Regions from separate parts of the Homo sapiens genome. Here region 1 is linked to region 2. Evidence: read pairs that join two places in POLR2A ChIA-PET (ENCODE). Cell type or tissue: HCT116. All regions are shown on one strand. Each heading gives the region's core, and the rest is flanking DNA. Links, peaks and the distances in the headings are about the cores only.

Region 1 (11,623 bases), core at 5,779-8,278, 160 kb after region 2:
GTACTTACGTGATGTAATAACTTGATTAATTTTTGCAGTTGTCTTATAAAGGAACTATTGTTATTAACTCTTTGTTACCCATGAGGAAACTGAGGCACAAGAGATTATACCTTGGCCCAAATCACCCAGTTAGAAAGTACCTTTAGGAGGATTATAAACCCAGGTGGTTGTGCTCCAGGGCTCCAACCACTTTGTTATAGAGGAAGGATGGGGTGGTCATTGAAGGAGAAGTTTCCGTTTATCTGAATGGCCCATGATGTGAAATTAGCAACTAGGCCAGGAAGTTGGCTGCACCATAGTTAGACCTGTACTTTTCCTTTTTTTCTCATCAGAAGGGTGGCATAGATCACCCATCCTAGGGTGAGCTTGTGTTGCCCACAGTGCCAGCACCTTCCAGACCTTGGGTCAGCTGACAGAACCTAACATGTTATTACCAAGCACACTGCCCAGAAGGCAAACCCATCACTCGCCTGTAGATAGGCCTGTTTCCTAGCTATAAAGTGGAGGGGTGGGTCTGATGCGCTCTAAAGTCTTTTCTACCCTAACAATCCAATCTGGGAGAAATGCACTCTTTCTGGGGGGCAAGAATTTCCCCTCTATTTCTACTCCCATTTTCTTTGCATGCTTATATTGTAGCCTTAGAATTACTCTCTCATGTATGGTTTACTTCACATTTTGATCTGAAACAGGGAAAATCAACCTTGAGTGATCAAAAGAAGGGTTGTGCCTTTAAGCCTGGAGGGGCGCTGCCTCCAAAAGCATAAGCAACTGCCATCCAGGGCTGGAAAAAACATGTTGCAGCTGTGCCAACTCCATCTGAGGCTTTGAATGAAAGCCCATAATGTTTTCAGTTTGTAGCAAAAGCTAGAAGAGCTATTTTTGGCATTCCTTTCTCTACTGGTATATACTGGATAGTCTTAATATTGCTGGTGCTAAAATAAACATAACCAGATGGGGTCATTATATCTAACCTGTTTCGACACTGGATTCAGATACCCCGAAGTCATGATGCATCAGTAGTCTCTGAAGCAGGCTGTACTTTGGGAACTTTGCTATTGTGGTTGGATCAGCCATGACCTCCCAACCTAAACACAGGATGCTGGGCCCTGTTTTAAGGGAGGGCCACAGAATGTGCTTGGGTGGAATCTTTATGTCCCTTTTAGCTGGAGATGGCAAAACTCTGACCATGTGTCTGCCCAAAGAGACATATTACAGAGCCATGCCACGTTGTTCTCCCACCAGAAAGGCCGTATGGCTGAATTAGAGCGTGTGGGGATTAGAAATGCGCTGCTTTCTTGAAATGGCCACCAGCCTTGTACTAAACATGTTTGACCGGGGCCATCTGTCTGCCCGTCAAAAGTGTGGTCCAGTTTCCATCAGATAAGTCTGGAAGAGGACGGTTTTTGTTGTTGTTTTGTTTTTTGCATCCAGCTTGTTAAAAGATATGAAGAACGAGAAAGTTTTAGCTCAGCAAGAAATGTAACAATTTAAAGTTTTTATTCTGTCATGATTCTAAAAGCCTCTAGAATTGTCATCTGCCTTTTCACCTAATTATACGCATATGTACATACTCTTTATATATATACACTTTGTATATATTATGCATATTATGTAAATATATACATATGTACACATATATAATATTCATATAATTATACACGTATACACATACTATATAGTATATGCGAGTATATATTATAGCATGTATTCAGCATGGTATAATATAAAGGTCTCTAAAGACAGGCAGACCTATGAAAACATAGCTCTTATCACCTATTACTGAGTGACCTGGGGTACTATGCTTAACTTCTCTAAAACTTAAATTATCATGTCCAGTCCACTGGAAAATAATAGGGCAAAATGATATAATAGTGACAAAACACATAAGCATTCAGTACAACTAGCTCAATAACTACTTATTTTAAAATAAAGTCCCTCTGGCTCTAGAGGATGGAATAAGGAATACAAGGCCAGCTCTCCTGATGGTTACAGCTGCTTAGCAGTGGCAAAGCCTACCTGTGGAGGAGTGAGCGCAGGGCCAGAGAGAGGATGACTGGAAGCTGGGAGAGGACCATTGAGAAAGGTCGTAAAGTCTTTACAGCAGGAAGTTCAACCACGTCATCTCTGTAGCTTCCAGGATTTTTTTAAATGGCAGGTTACTCTTAAACCTACAAGGCATAGGGGATCATATACTGTCATGAAAGGTATACAGGCGGAAAGGAAAGTGTGCCGTTTAGTAAATCAAATGGTACCTGACATGGGGCAGGCATTCAGATAATGTGTGTTGAATGAGTAGGTGAATGAACATGAAACATCAGTAAAACTGTCCTGTAAGTCCCATGATAGAAATAATCAGCATTACTACCACATCAGCTTCTTGTTTCTCAGGTCACTGGACTGAGGGGAGGGAAATCCAAATAATTTGTCTGCAATTAAAAGGCAGAAGGTCAGGTGCAGTGGCTCATGCCTGTAATCCCAGCACTTTGGGAGGTGGAGGCAGGCTGACCACTTGAGCCCAAGAGTTCAGGCCCAGCCTGAGCAACATAGTGAGACCCCATCTCAAAAGAAAAGTTAAAAAACAAAAAACAAAAAAAAACCTCCACCAACAAAAAACCAGCCAACTGAAATTCCAAAGGTCTCTAGTCCACAGGTGGCACTAGGGGTCACTCAGAAAATAAAAATTAAAAAGAAAATTACTTAGGAAAGTCTAAAGCACTATATTGGGTACTTCATTATATCTGAAGCAAGTTGATGATGGTGCCCAGAAAAACAAGGTAGGGAAGCTGCACATTTATAAAGCGTATTAGAATATTCTTTGATTTATGCACTATTCGAAGCTTGAGCCTGGGAACTAAGGCCATACAACAAAGCAAGGATTAAACTATCAACATGTGGGACCCAGTCAGCTTTCCCAGCAATCATTGAGGCCACTGTGACTTTCCTTATTGTTATAAAATGTAGATATTTAGCCCTACCTCTTAAGACAAGATAGAACTCACCACAACCAGTTTTCACTACTGTAGTATCTAGTGGCTTTCAAATCAGGTAAACTAGGTGTTTTATCCCAGTCTGGCCTCATGCTAACTTCAGGCAAATTACACAACTTTTCTCAGTTTTTAACTTGTTAAGTGGAAATAATAGTCATTGTCCCAGAGGTTATTGAGTAGATAAGATAACATGGAGGAGTGTTTAATAAGTGTTCCCTCCCTCCTTCCCCTGCCTTTTAGACAAAGCAATCATTGGAGTAAAAACTGGCTTTGGCATGATGTGGGAAGAGCAGAGAAGGCGTGGGATGTTTTAAATTATATGTAAAATACATTTTTTTATTTTTTTGAGACGGAGTCTCCCTCTGTCACCCAGGCTGGAGTGCAGTGGCGTGATCTCGGCTCACTGCAGCCTCTGCCTCCAGGTTCCAGCGATTCTCCTGCCTCAGACTCCCGGGTAGCTGGGATTACAGGCACGTGCCACCACACCCAGCTAATTTTTGTATTTTTAGTAGAGATGGGGTTTCCTCATGTTGGCCAGGCTGGTCTCAAACTCCTGACCTCAGGTGATCTGCCCACCTCAGCCTCCCAAAGTGCTGGGTTTACAGGTGTGAGCCACTGCACCAGGCCTAAGATACATGTTTTTTAATTACTTGTGGATTGAAAGGATTATTATTGCCCTCAACAGTGCTGTGAATAACTGGCCAAAATATGGACAAAAGACCGTCCGTAAGTTACTAGCTGGGTGCTAGGCTGGAATCGATTCTTATTTAAGATGGCCTAGTAGGCAGGCCTCCAAATTTGTTTTCATTCCTTTACCTTCTACATCTTGCCTTTGAATACACGTTTAAAATGTTATTTCTCCCAACTCAAACCCCGTCACTGCAATAAAACTTCCTTTACTTTTAGAAGGATCTAAGTTCCAAGAAAAAAAGAAGGAAAAAAAGAGAGTTACTCTCATTTTCCTATTTCATAGACAGTTTTGAAAGCCTTTAGTGTTTGGGTGGGGCCCAGTCACACCCTTTGCAATCTGCAGACCAGTGGTTTAAATTTGTCATCCTTGTGGGCTGTAAAATGAAACCATGTACCAAAGAAAAATAGTGAATGACTCACTCACATGTGATCTTCCAGCGAAGGGAAGGATTCAGTAGGAATGTGCCACAAGGCTGGCAGGTCCCTTCATAATAGGCTCAGGTGGCCTGTTCTGGGATGTGGGTCAATGTTAGGAACCTGAATGGAGGCCGCCAAGTTGTGGTGGGGTCTGAAGGAGAGCTTCAGTTACCGGGGTGAATTCACCACAATGCAACATCCAGCAGACCCAGAGAAACTCTCTCTCAGCACGACAAGAAAGGGAGGATTCCTATTCACCAGGCTCATTAAACCTGTACGCACACACACATGCAAACACACACGTGCAGACACACACACGTGCAGACACACACATATTGCTAATTTATTTATATTAAGAAATACAGTGCCAGGCATGGTGGTTCACACCTGTAATCCCAGCACGTTGGGAGGGTGAGGCAGACGATCGCTTGAGCCTAGGCATTCAAGGCCAGCCTAGGCAATGCAGCGAGGCCTTGTCTAGAAAATTTAAAAAAAAAAAAAATTAGCTGGGCGTGGTGGCACGTACCTGTAGTTCCAGCTACTCGGGAGGCTGAGGCGGCAGGATCTCTTGAGCTAAGTAGTTCGAGGCTGAAGTGAGCTATGACTGTACCACTGCACTCCAGCCTGGGCAACAGGGCAAGACCCTGTCTCCAAAAAAAAAAAAAAGAAAAAAAAAAAAAAAAGAAAGGAAAAATATTATTTAGGCAAAAATCCTCATGCTCCAATATTTGTAGACAGGTTGATTTGGGAAGCCAAACTCTAGCCTAAAAGGTGCTTGGCAACCATGGAACAAGGGAGTATTAGATGGACAGAATTCATCTTCACAGTGGGGAAATATCTGACCCCCGACCACTGGCTTCACCCTTTCCGTAGGACAGGGCTTAGATGAATATTTCAAAGTAAGCATCTGTGCCAGTTTTGCATGGAGCTTGCTCTGCTGATGGACACAAGTTTTCCTTAAACATGCTAATATCTTCCAGCAAGCCTGCTTCAACCCAGGAGCCGTTCTTTCCCATTAAAATGAGTTTGCATATCTTTGTTTTGATGGGTGTTTGCTGATTTTACTAGTCTAATGCTTAGGGAAGTATCTACTTTGCCCGCTTTCCAAATGCTGGGTGAGAGAGGAGAATGCACCACACTGTTACCTCCACATATAGCCTACTAAATAGGACTTGAAATCAGAAGTTCTTGTTCCACATCCCTGCAGTCTGCCATAAGGACATAAGAAACTTTCTAGTTGAGTCAGCACCTGGCTTGCCCATTTCTGGCAGATACAACTGGGCAATTTGTGTTACAGTGTATTATTATCCTTCTGGACATCCTGGAAACCAGTATAGATGTATTCTCAACATACCTACTTTTTCTTTATGAATTCATTGTAAATTATTTCCATGAATTTATGTAATCTTAGTTGAAATAAGTTGAACTTATTTACAACTTATTTTTCCCTTTTGTAACTGCTATTGAGATAGGTCTCATATGTTTAATTCCCAACTATCTTTCAGTTGCTCCAAAACTATGTCTTAAAAACTTCAGATCCCTATCCTAAGCCCTAGTCGTAGAGTTCAGATACTGTTAAGAAGCTGTAGTCACCCACCCATGTTCTTCATAACCCTAGGTTTTTAAGACATCACTAAAAAGTGTATCACCTTCAGCCTTCATCTTTCCATCTGGAACAGTCCTGATGCTTTTAGAGTTATTTGAATCACCCCCAAAATGGGAGCGTGTTTGCATTTTACAGATGTAAAAACTGAGGCATAGTTGCTAATTATTTCGCCCCATCTGTGAGCAGCAAAGGAGCTTTTAAACCCCCAACACAGTCTGAGTCATTGTGGACTTGGTCACAATGTGCAGCTTATGGATTGTAGAAAGGGCTTCAGAGAGAAAGAACAAAGGAATCAAGGAAGGTGAGATAGCAAAGAATGTCGGGCAGAGGCTCTGCTAAGAGCATGGCACTGCGAGGCAGGTGGAAAATGAGGTGGGAAGGTTATAGGTGGAACTTCCAGAAGAAAGGCTTTTCAGCCCTTGGGAGCTGTCATTCTGTGCAGCTAAGAGAGGCCTTAGCAATTGCTAAGAGAGGCTGTAGCAATTGTGTTTTGGGGGGTGCATTTCTTTCCTCTTTCTGCTCCCCCCATCCTTGTGCCAAGAGTTATTGAGGCCTTACCAGGTGCCAGGCTCTATGCTAATAAGCATTTGTGTAGACTGACTTTACACATACTATCTGATATAACAATGAATCGAGGAGTACCATTTTCTGCATTTATTTGTATATTCTATTTAGAAATCTGTTTGGTGGCCAGGCGCAGTGGCTCACACCTGTAATCCCAGCACTTTGGGAGGCCGAGGCGGGCAGATCATGAGGTCAGGAGATCAAGACCATCCTGGCAAACATGGTGAAACCCTGTCTCTACTAAAAATACAAAAATTAGCTGGGCATGGTGGCAGGCGTCTGTGATCCAAGCTACTTGGGAGGCTGAGGCAGGAGAATCACTTGAACCCGGGAGGCGGAGGTTGCAGTGAGCCGAGATCATGCCACTGCACTCCAGCCTGGCAACAGAGCGAGACTGTCTCAAAAAAAAAAGAAAGAAAGAAAGAAAGAAATTTGTTTTGTACTAGTAAAACTTTAATAAATAAACAACAGCTGTCTGTATATAAATGTGTATATTACACTGTGTGCTGTCCAAGTTTCAAAATAAATTGAATAAAAGTACCCAGTGTTCAAGTATGATACCTTCTTTTTCCTTAAGTGAAATATTTCTAGCTCCTTGTGTAATGACTCTCAGTATTTCCAGAAGGCTTTGCTCAAGATGTCTTTCCACTTCTTGATGTGGTAAAAAGGAGTGGAATGTTCATATTAAAGCTTGCCTCTTTTGGAGAGGTGTCCCCCTTCCCTGCCTCCTCACTTGTCATTTATTCCAAAACTACATGAAAGCAAAGGGAAGGCCCTTGCTCTGAAAAGCAGTATCTGCCAGGGTTGTCAGCCAATTAGCATATGAATCATACTTACCAAGGGATATGGGTACATGTGGATCATTCACATGACATGAAACAGGGCCTCCAGACCAAGGACTGGCTAAGATCTGTGAAGGTCTTAAGTTTTGCCCCTGATTTTTTGTTTGTTTGTTTGTTTATCAATATTTGTTTTATTCTCCTTTCTTTTCTTTTCTTTTCTTTCCTTCTTTTTTTTTTTTTTTTTTTTTTTTGTTTTCGACAGAGTCTTGCTCTGTCACCCAGGCTAGAGTGCAGTGGCGTGATCTCAGCTCACTGCAACCTCTGCCTCCTGGGTTCAAGCAATTCTACTTCCTCAGCCTCCCGAGTATCTGGGATTACAGGCGTGCACCACCACGCCTGGCTAATTTTTGTATTTTTAGTAGAGACGGGGTTTCACCATATTGGTCAGGCTGGTCTTGAACTCCTGACCTCGTGATTCGCCTGCCTCGGCCTCCCAAAGTGCTGGGATTACAGGCATGAGTCACCGCGCCCGTCCTCAAGCAATTCTTGTACCTCAGCCTCCCTAGTAGCTGGGATTACAGGCATGCCAGGCTAATTTTGCTATTTTTAGTAGAGGCAGGGTTTCACCGTGTTGGCCAGGCTGGTCTCGAACTCCTGACCTCAGGTGATCTGCCCGCCCCTGCCTCCCACAATGCTGGGATTACAGGCGTGAGCCATCTCACCCTGCCCTATGTGTTAATAACCATTTAAAAATTTCCACCCTGCTAAGACTAGTCCGTGACTCTCTGTGCCTTTCTCCATTCTTCTCTTAACTAACCTCATGTTTTTATTAGCATCTGTAAGACCCATAAGGGGAAACTGAGAGAGAAAATTCAATAAGACTCCCTTGGTTTTGCAGCAGTAAGGTTATATGAGGTGTTTATGTAAAAGGAGCCCCCCCCCCCCCTTTTTTTTTTTTTTTGAGACAGAGTTTCGCTCTTGTTGCCCAGGTTGGAGAGCAGTGGCGCAATCTCAGCTCACTGCAACCTCCGCCTCCCAGGTTCAAGTGATTCTTCTGCCTCAGCCTTCCGAGTAGCTGGGATTACAGGCACCCGCCACCATGCCTGACTAATTGTTTGTATATTTAGTAGAGACGGGGTTTCATCAGGTTGGCCAGGCTGGTCTCAAACTCCTGACCTCAGGTAGTCCACCCACCTCGGCCTCCCAAAGTGCAGAGATTACAGGCGTGAGCCACCGCGTCCAGCCAAAAGGAGCCCCCTTAATCACAGCGTTTACCATGACCTGGGTAACAGGCATATTCAGCAGACAAATACCCCGATGATCATCAAGCCAGTCCTCTGTGGTTTGCATATGAAGCACATCAGCTGCTTCATCAGGGGTATTCTACTTGGCATTTATAAGGGGAGAGGAACAGTCCCCCTTCTCAGGGTAAACAGACCTTAGTGTGGCTTTTGTCCAGTCCACCAGGCTGGATGTTCTCTCAGGAATAACCTCCTATGTGTCTGGACCACCTGAAACATCTGCGATTGCTCCATAGAGAGCTGTGGGTCCTGCATCAACCCAAACATGAATGCTAGCATTTTGAATACTCTGCAGTGTTCGAAACCTAAGACACTGTCACTCACTTAGTTACTCACACAACCCATTTGAATAAAGGTTCTTCAGGAAGTTTATGATACTGATCTACAAAATGAAATAACTTCTTCACACTATACCCTGTGGTTTCAATCGTTTCATGGTTTGCCTTCCACCCCACATAAACTGCCTTCTTGGTTACCAGAGTTCTTAGTGATATTGTCTAATCTCAGCATGATTTTGCCATTGGTGGGTGGCTTTGCAGTTACTGGCTAGAGCGCAGACTCACTGAAATCTGAGCTTGGTCTGACCCAGCACTCTCTTTTAATTTTATTTTATCTGTTACAGATAATAACCAAGGGACTGAATATATCGCCTTTTCTTATTAGTTTGCATTTCCTTATGCTTCCAGTGAGCCAACACCTTGGGGTAGCTTTTACCTTTACTAACAGATCTCAGCATGGTATGCTACTCCGTACCATGAGTGGCTGTTACCAATGCCATGGGTTCTTGTAATCACCCAGGATAGAAATCAAGAGCAATCACCATACATAGCAGCAAAGAGAAAGTTTGTTTTGGCTCATGCACAAGGGAGCCAGTGCTGAGAAAGGAAAAGAAACAGACTGCTATCGGAGGATAGTGTGTGGGTTAGTTTTATAGGGTCTTTCCATGGGAAAGGGTTACATCAGAGCATGTATAGGAGAGGCTTTTCTAGCACTCATGCTTCTTCATGCATCATATGCAACATTAGTATTTTAAATCTCCACCCCATGCATTTTTAGCCTTAAAATGAGGAAGGGTAACTGTAGGTTGGACTTTAAGTCTAGCTATGCATGCAGGGCTCCAGGGAAGTCCCCAGCCCCCTGAAATAGGAACTCGTGGTTAATAAGCTTCTTGGGTCTTTTGTTATTAATTGGCTGAGAGTTAGATAAGTTAAAGCTTGAGTGAATGGCTTCTATCATTTTCTTCCAGGCCATTTTATTTATTTTTATTTTATTTATTTATTTATTTATTTATTTATTGAGACAGAGTCTCACTCTGTTGCCCAGGCTGGAGTGCAGTGGTGCAATCTTGGTTCACTGCAGCCTCCACTTCTGGGGGTTCACATGATTCTCCTGCCTCAGCCTCCTGAGTAGCTGGGATTACAGGCACTCACCACCATGCCCAGCTTAATTTTTATATTTTTATTAGAGATAGGGTTTCACCATGTTGGCCAGGCTGATCTCAAACTCCTGACCTCAGGTGATCTACCCACCTCAGCCTCCCAAAGTGCTGGAATTACAGGCGTGAGCCACCATGCCTGGCCCAGACCATTTAAAAATAGGGAACCCACCAGCCTGCCTATCTCATGACCATGTGGCCACCCAGGAATCAAAGTTTCTCATCCCCAACCCTTTTGTTCTTTCTCTTCCCAAACCACATATTTCTGCAAGCCAGGGCCATTCTAGCAAATCCCACTTCTGACACCAATTGTATAGGAAAACAAACTATTTTTCCTTATACTTTAACACTTTTTCACTTCTAGCACCAGATGTGATGGGTGAGGGGGTGGGGTGGGGGTTCCCACATCAAGCATCAAGCAGTTCTTCAGTTCTCTTTGGACACCAACTGGGTGTGCCACAATTTAACTAAATTCTGACACTATCAAGTTAGCACAGACCCCACTGGTTAAGGCAGGGGTGTCCAATCTTTCGGCTTCCCTGGGCCACATTGGAAGAAGAATAATTGTCTTGGACCACACATAAAATACACTAACACTAACAATAGCTCATGAGAAAAAAAAATTGCAAAAAATCTCATAATGTTTTAATAAAGTTTATGAATTTGTGTTGAGCCAGATTCAAAGCTGTCCTGGGCCACATGTGGCCCACGAGCCACAGGTTGGACAAGCTTGGGTTAAGGGATCAGTCCCACAGTCCTCCACCACTTCAGATGCCAGTGTCAAGTCCAGCTTGTCACCTGTGCTTCTGATGGAATGGCTAGAAATCAGAGGTTCCCATGACCCCCTGTTGACTTTCATCATTTGCTAGAATGGCTCACAGGACTCAGGAAAACAGTTTACTTACTGGATTATCAGTTTATGATAAAGAGCTACAGATCAGGAACAGCCAAATGGAAGAATGCATAGGGTGGGGCACGTGGGGAGGGGCTCACAGCTTCCACGGCCTCTCCAGGCGCACGTCTTCCCAGCACCTCCATATGTTCACTAACCTGGAAGCTCTTCAACCCCTCCACTCCCTATTTCCCACTGTCCTTTGGGTTTTTATGGAGTCTTTGTTACATAGGCATGATTGATCCAATCATTGGCCATTGGTGATGAAATCAATCTCCAGCCCTTCTCTCCTCCCCTGAGGTGAGAGGTTGGGCTGAAAATTCCAACTCTTTAATCACAGAGTTTGTTTACCAGGGCAACCAGCCCCCCATCCTATAGTTATCTGGGGGCTTTCCAGACGTCCCCTCATTAACATGAACTCAGGTGCGGTTAACCGGGCTTGTTATGAATAACAAAAGATGCTCCTTTCACCCTTATTGTTCTTATCGCTTACAAAATTCCAAGGGATTTAGGAGTTATGTACCAGGAACAGGAGGAGAACAGGTGTATATCCCTTACTCTAAGTCACAATATTATATGGCCTGACTGCATCTTCATCTCATGCCACTCTTGCCCTTGTTCACAATGCTTTTGTCCATCCTTCAAACACAGTAAGCCAATTTCTGCTGCAGGGCCTTTGCACTGACTGCTCCAGCTACCTGAAAGAGTTCTCCTTCAGAATTTTGAACGGCTAGCCCCTTCCCTTCATTCAGGTCTTAGTTCAGATGTCAACTCAGAGATGCCTTCCGGATCGCCCTGCCCAGGCCAGCTTCTTCCTGGTAACCTGATCCTGTCATCCTCCATGTCAGGGGTCAGCAAATGTTTTCTGTGAAGGGCCAGATAATAAATATTCTTAGCTTCCTGGGCCACATGGTCTCTGTCACAACTACTCATTTCTGCTGTTGTAGCT
Region 2 (11,623 bases), core at 4,592-7,091:
CTCAATGTGGGTGGGCACCATCCAACTGGCTGCCAACGCGGCTAGAACAAAGTAGGCAGAAGGGGGATAAATAGCCTGCAGAGTCTTCTCGCTCTCTCTCTCTTCACATGCAGGACTCTTTGCTTCCTCTCCTCCTGCCCTTGGGCATCAGACTTCCAGATTCTTCTGCTTTTGGACTTTGGGACTCGGACCAGTGGCTTCCTGGGGGCTTTTGGGCCTTCGGCCTCAGACTGGGGGCTGCACTGTCAGACAACATTGAGACTTCCTTGGTAAAACTTATACAGCACATGGTTTAGAGTTGGTTTTGAGGCTTTCGGGCTTGGACTGAGCCACTAATGGCTTCTCTCTCCCCGAGCTTGCAGATGGCCTATCATGGGACTTTGCCTTGTAATTTTATGAGCCAATTCTCCCTAATAAACTCCCTTTATATATACATATACCTTATTGGTTCTGTCCCTCTGGAGAACCCAAATACAACACCCAAAAGAACAGAATGCAGGGTCTTGAAGAGAGATACGTATACCCATGTTCACAGCAACATTTCTCACAACAGCCAGAAGGTAGAAGCAATCCAGCCATCCATCAACAGATGAATGGATAAGGAAACTGTGGTATAGACATGCAATGGAATATTATTTAGCCTTAAAAGGGAAGAACATTTTGACATATACTATAACATGGATGAACTCTGAAGACATTATACTAAGTGAAATAAGCCACTCACAAAAAGCAAAACACTCTATGATTCCATTTTAGATGAGGTATCTAGAGTAGGCAAATTCATAGGGACAGAAAGTAGAATGGTGGCTGCCAGGGGCTTGGGGGAGAAAGGGAATAGGGAGTTAGTGTTTAATGGGCATAGACTTTCAGTTGGGACGATGAAAAAGTTCTGGAGATGGATGGTGGTCATGAGTACACAATAATGTGAATGTACTGCACGTTGTGCACATGTACCCTAGAACTTAAAGTATAATAAAAAAAGTTATCCAACTGGGGATTTATTAATATATGGATTAAAGTATTTCATCTGTTAGAGAGAAAAAAAATAATGTGAATGTACTTAATGCCATAGAACTGTATACTAAAAAAGGATTAAAATGGTAAATGTTATATTATGTATGTAACCACAACTTTTAAAAAAGGGCTTGGGTTTAGAGTCAGCAGTCCTTCTACCTATTAGCAGACAACTTTGTGGCAAGTTGCTTAAACTTTCTCGGAAGTAAAATGAGGTAACAGTAGGGCTGTGGAGATAAATAAGATAATTCCAACAGGCACTTGCTACATAAGCACTAAAAGTCAGCTCTTATTATTATGAAGATGCTATGAGAATGGCACAGCTGGCTCTAGACGTTTCACCAGAAAACGACAACAGTTGTATTTTGGAGTCATTATCTAGGGAAGAATGTTTTCACATTGTTTGATATTTTATGATAAAGGTTCTTTCTAGCATCTTCTCTATGGTCCTTGCCTCCTTCACCATTCAACTCTAAACCATGTGCTGTATAAGTTTTACCAAGGAAGTCTCAGTGTTGTCTAAGGAGGCAAGCCAATCCTTGGAAAATGAAAAACTGGTACATTCATACCAAGATGGAAGACATGAGCCAGTTTACAGAAAGCAAGTCAATGACAATCTCCCAGTTAGTCAAAGCCTTCAAAGGCTCTGTGTCTTCCACTCTACTATGATGTCAACTTTATGTTTTGGTCAAAGTTAAAGTATTACCTGGAGAAGTGCTGACTAGGCTTCTGGACCTTTAGACATATCAGTGTCCTTAGGGGAAAGCAGCATTTTAACAAAGCAGTTTAGCCATGTGAAATGGCCTAAGCTCTAGATCTGGAGACCAGGAAAATTCAGTGTAAGTGGGTAATTTGAGGTCTCATGAGGCCCATCACCTCCCTCAGTCCAATGGCCCACTTTAAGACAGGCATCTTGTCAAGGAAGATGAGATGCAAGCATCTGAAGGCACAGGCTTTGTGCAATCCCAACAGCTCCTAGAATCACACCCCAAATCATGGGGCCAATGATCAAGACCCCAGGAAGAGGGGAAATCACTTCCAAGCTACAGCACCATGATGCAATAAGAAATATATATTTGGTCGTTGCCCCTGATTCCTGACACAGAGCACCTAAAACCCTTGTAGTAATTTCCTGAGTGGTAGGGGTGATAGGAGCATCTTTTGTTAATATTTGGTCTTAGCCCCTGTTTCCTAACACAAAAGCGTCTAAAACCCTTGAAATCTCCAGAATGCAGAGTGTCTTTTTGTAAGTGAATGAAATGGCTAGTGGCTGGGCTTCCTAGGTAGCTTCCGGATGGGGGCTGGTTGGCAGGGAACTCAACCATGTGATTAGAAGGTTAGAACCTTAAGTCTTACCCCTAGCCTCTGAGGAGGGCAAGAGCTAGAGATAGAGCTAATCAACAAGGGCCAGTGATTTAATCAATCATACCTATGTAATAAAGCCTCCATAAAAACCCTAAATAAAGGGGTTTAAAGAGCTTCTAGATAGCTCCGTATGTGGAGGTACCTGGAGGGTGGCATGCCCAGAGAGGGCATGCAAGCTCCATGCCCCTTCCCCATCCCTTGTCCTAGGTAGCTCTTACCTGGTTGTTCATTTGTATCCTTTACAATAAACTGATAAACATAAAGTATTTCCCTGAGTGGTGTGAGCCACTGTTGCAAATGATCAAACAGGAGGAAGGGGTAATGAGAACCCCTAATTTGTAGCTAACCTGGTACCAGAAGCTTGCAACTGGCATCTGAAATGGGGGCAGTCTTGAGCCCTTAATCTGTAAAATCTGAAGCTAACTCCAAATAGATAGTGTCAGAATTAATTTGAATAGTAGGACACCCAAACGGTGTCTAGGAAGTCAAATAACTGATTGTTAGTGTGGAAAAAACTTAGATTTGGTGTCAGAAATGTGAGTAGAGGAAATGGTTTTCCTTTTGAGCACCACTATCAGGTGAGTCAGCTCAGAAGACAAGCAACAAAGAATTCATTAATAAAGGTTAAAATTAGTAAAATGCCTACTTCTGTTTCATTTACTGTCCATGACTAGAGAGAAATACCAAAGAAACACAAAATACTGGTGAGAAAACAGGCTGAAAACAAAGGCAAGGAAGGAGAAAGGGAAGAGGAAAGGCTCATTGAAGGAAGGCAGACATGGAGTCACACAGGGACAGGTGTAACAGCTGGAAGGAGGAGTCTAGTAAACTCTCTCTCATGAAGCCAGACCTGGTCAGGCCATTCCAGTCCTGCCCCGTGGAGCTGGCATTTCAAGCTGAAAGTTTCCCGAGAGTGGCAGCAACAGTGCAGGGTCCCAGGTGAGGGATTTAGTCATGGCACTCTCCACGGCATTTTGCTTCCTTCTCTCCCAACCAGGAAAACAAAAACAAAAACAAAAACCTTTGCTCCCAACACCCTGTCTCCTTCACCACTCTGGTAGGTTGAATAATGGTTCCCCCAAAAGAAAGGTCCATGTCCTAAGCCCAGAAACCTGTAAATGTGACCTTATATAGAAAAAGAGTCTTTGTAGGTGTAATTAATTGAAAGATCTCAAGATGGGGGTCATCCTGGATTATGCTGGCAGACCCTAAATCTAATGATAAGTGTCCTTAGAAGAGACACTCAGAGGAGAGACACACAGAAGAGGAGAAGGTCATGCAAAAACTGAGACAGGGACTGGAGTGATGGAGCCACAAACCAAGGAATGCCTGGAGCCACGAGAAGCCAGAATAGGCAAGAAATGATTCTCCCCTGGAGCTTTTGAGGGAGCACGGCCCTGTCAACACATTGATTTCTCACTTCTGGCCTCCAGAACTGTGAGAAGGTTAATTAATCTCTACTGGTGTAAGCCACCCAGTTTGTGGTCATTTGTTACTGTGGCCCTAAGAAATTAATATGACCCCAACCACGAGGAAAAAAACAAAACATGTTGCTGTCCTCTTTCCTCATGGGCACCATCAAAAACCTTCCTTCTAGGGTTTTCACTTACATAGTCTACCAAGGAAACTGCATGCCCATTGGTGCTGTCCTTTCCATGTGGACTTCGACCTCAGCTTAGCCACTTCTCGGGACTTCGCAGAGAAGCCCCGCAGGCCAGAATAGTTCAGTCCTGCTGGGCACTCAGCTGACCTCATGTCACTTGGGCTCTGATCCTTATGAGAGACACAGAGGATGGGAGGCAGGGTATGTTATTTTGCTTTTTAACCCAGTACCATTTAACCAAATGGAAATACCATTCCCATCTATATGACTCAAAAGATAAAGACAGACCACAGTGGAAGATGTTTTAAGAACTGGCCTGAGGAGTTTCTAGAAGAACCTGAAACACGGGATTTCCTGGGAGGACCTCCCCAATCCTCCCTCCTCCTCGCTCCTGGGTCTTGCTTTCTCTCATTTATTTTCTTCATTTCTTCCTTCCCTGTTTCTTTTTGGCTATGAATTTGCTCTTATATGAAAGAAACTGTACTCACACAGAAAGAAAGTGGAAAGCAAGAAACTGTGACAGTCAATCCTACTGCACTGGCTTCAACTCCTATACTTTTACAGCTAAATTCACTTCCCGGACTTGAAAACTTACTGGTGGGAGTTCAATGTCTGCCTTCCCCACTAGACTGTAAGCTCTAGGAGAAAAACACCTATAACTGTTTTGTTCATCATAATTTATGCAGTGCTTTCAACAGTGCCCTCATGACATGGGGCTTAAAATGTGTTTGTGGAATGACAAGTCTATATCAAAGGTTAAATACTAAAATGGTAAATTTTATGTTAAAGCTAAACATAGTGACTGGGCATGGTGGCTCATGCCTGTAATCACAGCACTTTGGGAGGTCAAGGCAGACAAATCATGTGAGCTCAGGAGTTCAAGACCAGCCTGGGCAACACGGCAAAACCCTGTCTGTACTAAAAACTGATTAGTGGGTACCACTTTCCTTTTCGGGCGATGAAAATGTTTTGGAACTAGATAGAGGTAGTGGTTGCACAACATTATGTTTAGTTTTGGTTTCTGGTTTTCTTTTAGAGATGAAGTTTGCTGTTGTCCAGGCTGAGCTTCTGGGCTCAAGTGATCCTCTCACCTCAGCCGCTTGAGTAGCAGGAATCACAGCCACCAGCCACCATGCCCAGCTGCACAACATTGTTAATGTACTAAATGCCACTGAACTGTTCACTTTAAAATGGTTAATTATGTTATGTGAATTTTGCCTCCATTTTAAAAAAAGAACGAAAAGAAAAAGGTGAAATAAACCTGATTTTGCCATTTAACAATAGAGTTCAAAGTAAAGTATATATAAAAAACTATTTTTTTTATGACTTAAGTAACCACCAGAGTACTGATGTTGGGGCCCAGGGTGTAAATCAGGGATTCTCAACCTGGACGCTCATGACTTTGGACTGTATAATTCCCTGTTATGGGGGCCATCCCCATCCCATGCACTACAGGATATTCACCAGCATCCCTGACCTCCATTCGTTTGATGCCTGTAATAGCCCTTTCCTAGGTGTGACAATCAAAAATGTCTCTAGATATTGCCAAGTGTCTCCTGGGGGGCAAAACAGCCACAATTGAGACCTACTGGTCTAAATGGAAAAAGGGCTCTCTAGCAATTATCAAAAATTTCTTCTTTTTCTATCCCTTGTATACCTACCAGTGTGACTCATTGTTTCCTGCCAATCCTACCAGCCACAAATGACCTATCTGTGAACTTCTAGCACCTGGTTATAATGCCCTTTTTCTAACCCCAAGTTCCCCCAAGCCACCCACGAGGGACCTGGACATGCTGCTTTCTGCCTGTGTCACTTGCCAGGCCACAGATTATCCAGGGGCCCTCATCCTATCCCCAGTGTATGGTAACATAGCTCCACTAGCACCTACAAGATAGAAGGATGTCCTTAAGGTATAGGTCAAGGAAAAAGCAAACCTACTGGTTTGACAAGCAGAACAGAGCCTCCCTGTGCCTAGGCCCTCATTCTCTAATCTCAGTCAAGAACAACAAAATTCCAAACCATCACACCACCCCCAAACAGGGTAACAGGTGAAATGAAAGGTTGAAAGCCCCTATCCCTAGAAGATATAAGTGAATTTTCAAGGAATTCAATTATCTCTAACTTTAAGGAACACAATCAATTCACATCGAGTTGCTTTGACATTAATCTTTCAGAAGACCCCACAAGCTTGAGAGGAGAAATGGATTCTAATCCCAATTGAACCTAGCTGTGTAGTTTCGGACAGGCCATTTAATCCTCTGGGCATAGTTTCTCCTTTGCAAGATCTGTGAGTTAGGCTGTTTGAATTCTAAGTTTAATGCATTAATTTAATACCTACTTCCTAAATACCTACTTATTAAAAGCATACAAAAAGATGAGTGAGAACCTAACCATACCCTCAAGGAGTCCAAGTTGGGTCAGGGATGAAGGGAGAACAGCTTAGAAGACTGATAAATAAATCGTTATTGTAAGATGCAGCAAATCCTAAAGAGGTATGTGCCACATGCTTGAGTGTATGAGAGTGCAAACATCAGGAACAACTAATCACATGTAAAAGAAGTGAACAGACATTCCCAGCAGCACGCTGTGCCTGCTCCTGTGAAGGGATAAAGTGAAGAGCTGGAAGCATTAGGAGTATAGAAGAGGCCACATTTAATGGAGATGCCTCTACTATTTTGGTTTGTTAACACCTAGAAAGAATATACAAGGAATAAACCATTTCCAACTCAAAGATTAGGCTTTTTGGCTGACAGAGTCATACCTCCTCCTTTATCTCGAGGCTGCTGAGCAAAGATTCAGGGAAGTGGTCCTTCATCATTCAGCAACCTCTGAGGTGAAGGGCTTCACTAAGAATTAATCATTAGTCTAGTGATAAAAAAGAACCATGAGGCAACCAACCTGACCAGGAGGGCATAAAAGTGAAAGGTAAGCAGGAGCTCCCAGCAATAAAATACAAAAAGCAAATTCAAAACCAGGTCCTGAAGATGCCTCTACAGCGACCATGCAAGGTCTTTTTTGTCACAAAGCCAAGACCCAAAGGAGAAAAAAGAATTCATGTACACATAAAATTAAATATAAGTAGAGATATAAATAAATATATAATATTCAATATACTAATATATAAGTAAAATACATGCAAAATAAAAATGGGTTCCTTTTAATAAGAGGAAGTTAAGCTGCCAAATAAATGCCATAAATTATAAATACCTAACAATAAAAACAACTTAGCTCCACAATCAAGCCAAAGGATAAATCATCCAACTTGCTCGGTCCTGCTCCTGCACCAGCCAATATCACTTGCATCACTAGCCCTCTGATGCCATATTTTCCTACGCCTCAGTAGCTTAGCGCAGGAGGTCAGAACTTTCCTTGCTCTCCTGAGTTGACTCCAAACCATCACTCCTCCACCCTCATGTAAAAATTCCTGCTCCTTTGAGCTCATGCCACGTGGCTACACTGGCTTCCACCCTGCCTTGCCTTTGTACTTCCCCCTCTGGCTCAGTCTCTAACATTCACGGATGCCTGTAGCATCTTGGCTTCCCTCCACTGCAACTCCTACCATCTTTCTGGGTGGTCTCAAAATCCACTTATTCCTAAACTGCAGCCTCCAGATTTCTTCACGACACTGACCTTTGGTCCTCTCAATGACCTACACATCCATGGCCACCCTCTAGACCTTGTCAACACAAATCTTAAACATCAGTCTCCCCCATTCTGACACACCCTCCAAGACTTCCATTCCCTTAGGCTTTCATTCTGGCCTGACCATCCAGTCCTCCATGCTCTGACTCTTCCATTTTCTTTCAATCAACCAATCAACCCCCTGCTTAGACAGGCTTGTCTCCCCATTCTGGCCCCATGGTTGACCATCTACACTGCTCCTTTGATTTCTGTGCACTCCTAGCCTCCCCTCACACCTCCCCAACCTTGAATCAATGCTAAATCCACCTGCTCTGTTCCTAACCTCAAATCACACAGCCTTACAAGACTGCCTCATGGTGTCCATCCTGGCTTGGGTCCTTTCCTTGTCCTTGGTTAGCTCCCTCTCTCATTCCCCTCGATGACTAACCCAACTCTCAGGAGTATCCTCAGCCCCATACTTACCACTATCCTCGGCAGACAACCTTGCCTCCTTACTCCAGAAAATTGAGGGTATCTGTTATGATTGCCTTCAATTCCCACCCTACCCCCAAGGCTTCCCCACTACAAACTTATCTATATCCATACAGATTCACTCATCTCCTCCTGTCTCAGAGTGTGAAATTTCCCTCTTCTTTCCCAAGGTTCAGCCTTGATCTTATTCATCCATCCACCCATTTAATCAACAAATATTTACTGTGTCCCTACTCTATGAGAGCCATGGTTCTAGGCCTGTGAATAAAACAGAAAAGCTCATAAAGCTTAAGTTCCAAAGAGGAGAGACAATACACAAACAAGCACGTTATATAGCAGAGCCAAAGCAGGGAAGAGGGAGGGAGTGCTGCCGGGAGGGAGGGGTTGCAAATTTTAATGGAATGGTCAGGGAAGGACTCTCTCAGAAAGTGACATTTAAGCAAAATAGGTGAGGGAGAGCAAGCTTTGGGGCTACCTAGAGGACACATTCCACAGGCAAGGGGAACAGCAAGTACAAGAGGCCTGAGCAGGGAGGTGCGAATCTGCCCTGCTTTAAGAAACCACAGGAAGGAAGCCAGTATGGATAGAGAGCAATAACCAGAGGAGAAGAGTAAAATAAGAATGCAGAGAGGAAACGGTGGGGCAGAGCATAGCACTTTCTAGGCCACAGCAGGATTTACAGTTTTACTCTGAGATGGGGAATCACTGGACGCTTCTGAGCAGAGGAGTAACTAACATGAAATGATTGGCACTTTAAAGGCTCACTCTGGCTACTGTGCTGAGTAGACTGAGGAGGCTCAGGCAGCAGTGGAGAGACCAGTGAAGAAACAGCTGCCATCATCCAGGCCAATGACAGGCTGGCCCAGAGAGACAGCAACGAAGGCAGTAAGAAGTGGTTGGACCTTGGCTGTATTGTGAATATAGAGCAAACAGGATTTTCTGATAAACTGAATGACAAGAGGTTTTTGGCCTGAGTATCTAAAAGAATGGAATTGCAATTTTTAAAAATGAAGACTACTCCATTCCCTCCTGTCTCCTCTGGGACCTTGCTCCATGAGGAACTGCCCTCTCTTCTGTTTTAACCTCAATCTCTCCCCTGACCTCCTCTCTCTAGCCTGGTGCCTCTTCCCATCAGCCTACTGATATGCTCAAGCATCTCCCAAGCTATGATCTCTCCCTTTCTTTTCTTATGAACATTTCTCAAAGAAATAGTTTAGACTTGGTGCTCCCACTCACCAACTCACTGTAATCTATAATTCCGTTTCCATCACTCTTCTGAATGCTCTTGCAGAGGTCAATGCCACTCCACTGGCCAATCCAGAGGACACTTTCCAGTCTTTATCCTACTTGACCTCTCTGGGATATTTGACCCTCTTTACTTCCAACTTTTTAATTTTGTTGGATCCCATGTCTGCGAGACACTGCATTCTACTGATTCTCCTCCCACCTCGCTGGACATTCCTTCTCTGTCACCTTTAAGGGCTCTCCTTACTAAGCTACCCCTTAAATGTTGCTAAGCCTAAATTCCATCCTCAGCCCACTACTCTTCTGACTCTTGACTAGTGATTTGCAAACTTGAATACAAGTATCCCTGTATGGACAGCTTCAAACAAATCAATGCCATGATACTTAACTTCCCTAGATATCTTTCCTTAAAATGATTTGCCCAAGTTTCTCAAAGCCATTAGCCAACTTTAATGAAATAAAATTTTTAAAAAGCATACCCTTTGCCCAACTCTCACTGTGGTGCGTCCACCAGGGTGTAAAGAACACCAGAGCCTTGTATATACACTCATAGTACTTCCTGTCTTTCACTGACATGTGTATTTCTTTTAAGGAGGAAGCACGGTGTTAGGTGATATACTGGTCCATGCTGGGATGTTCTGAATTCAAGTATATAGTAGAGTCGAGTGGTAGGAGTAAAGGCAATTTTGGTTGCGCGTGGTGGCTTGCGCCTGTAATCCCAGCACTTTGGGAAACTAAGGCATCACCTGAGGTCGGGAGTTCGAGACCAGCTTCGCCAACATGGTGAAACTCTGTCTCTAACAAAAATACAAAAAAGATTAGCCGGGCTTGGTGGTGTGCACCTGTAGTCCCAGCTACTCGGGAGGCCGAGGCAGAAGAATCGCTTGAAAAAAGGCGACAGAGGTTGCAGTGAGCTGAGATTGTGCCACTGCACCACTCCAGCCTGGGCGACAGAGCAAAACTCCACCAAAAAAAAAAAGGAGTAAAGGCAATTTGTAATTTTGACAGACCTCAAATGAGATGAACAGAAGCCCTAGTAGAAGTCCAGCTGAACCCTCAGTCAACCCACAGAATCATGAGCAATTATAAGCTGTTGTTGGTTTAGGCCACAAGGTTTTGGGGTGGTTTGTTATACAGCAATAGATGACTAAAACACAACCCAAGCACACTGCAAACTGATCATGGCCAACTACGAACACGCTGCCTCCTCTCATTAAACCTGTATCTTCCCTCTTTCAACCTTCCCTCTCTGCTGTGTAACACTGCTCAGTGGGTGCCACTTCCATCTCACCCTTAGTTAGGCACTCAAACTGAAAGCCTGGAATCACTCTTGATTCCACACCTCCCCTCCAACTCCGAATCCAACCGGGCACCAAGGCCTGATGTTACTGAGAGGTGACAGCGTGCTGGCAGCCCTCCTAGCCCTCACTCGCTTTCGACGCCTCCTCGGCCTTGGCGCCCACTCTGGCCGTGCTTGAGGAGCCCTTCAGCCCGCCGCTGCACTGTGGGAGCCCCTTTCTGGGCTGGCCAAGGCCAGAGCTGGCTCCCTCAGCTTGCAGGGAGGTGTGGAGGGAGAGGTGCGGGCGGGAACCGGGGCTGCGCAGGGCGCCTGTGGGCCAGCGCCAGTTCCAGGTGGGCGTGGGCTTGGTGGGCCCCGCACTCAGAGCAGACAGCGGGCCCCAGGCAGTGAGGGGCTTACCACCTGAGCCAGCAGCTGCTGCCCTCGATTTCTGGCCGGGCCTTAGCTGCCTCCCCGCGGGGCAGGGCTTGGGACCTGCAGCCCGCCATGCCTGAGCCTTCCCCCCTCCCCCGCCCGGCGGTGGGCTCCTGCGCAGCCGGAGCCTCCCCGACGAGCGCCACCCCCTGCTCCACAGCGCCCGGTCCCATCAACTGCCCAAGGGCTGAGGAGTGCAGGTGCACGGCACGGGACCGGCAAGCAGCTCCACCTGCGGCCCTGGTGCAAGATCCACTGGGTGAAGCCAGCTGGGCTCCCGAGTCTAGTGGAGACTTGGAGAACCTTTATGTCTAGCTGAGGGACTGTAAGTACACCAATCGACACTCTGTATCTAGCTCAAGGCTTATAAACACACCAATCAGCACCTTGTGTCTAGCTCAGGGTTTGTGAATGCATCAATGGCACTCTGTATCTAGTTAATCTGGTGGGGACTTGGAGAACCTTTATGTCTAGCTGAGGGATTGTAAATACACCAATTGGCACTCTGTATCTAGCTCAAGGTTTGTAAACACACCAATCAGCACCCTGTGTCTAGCTCAGGGTTTGTA

What was found. Peaks named below come from ENCODE experiments on the same cell type or tissue, not always from the same donor. Only the 100,000 strongest peaks of a DNase experiment are listed, where the experiment ranks them.
Region 1: POLR2A ChIA-PET joins it to region 2 with 5 read pairs; 2 of 35 experiments call an interaction of 5 or more read pairs at or near these places.

The regions. Positions count from the first base shown.
Region 1 is chr2:69,766,349-69,777,971 of GRCh38, forward strand. The region is part of intron 1 of ANXA4 (annexin A4); the gene reads left to right. Among named protein-coding and RNA genes, the nearest start is that of SMANTIS, 27 kb to the right of the region's middle. In HCT116, for the core only: no CTCF peak of the experiment used is centred there; a DNase peak (open chromatin) is centred at 7,073.
Region 2 is chr2:69,611,172-69,622,794 of GRCh38, forward strand. The region is part of intron 2 of AAK1 (AP2 associated kinase 1); the gene reads right to left. Among named protein-coding and RNA genes, the nearest start is that of AAK1, 27 kb to the right of the region's middle. In HCT116, for the core only: no CTCF peak of the experiment used is centred there; a DNase peak (open chromatin) is centred at 5,700; H3K4me3 peaks cover 878 bases; H3K27ac peaks cover 852 bases.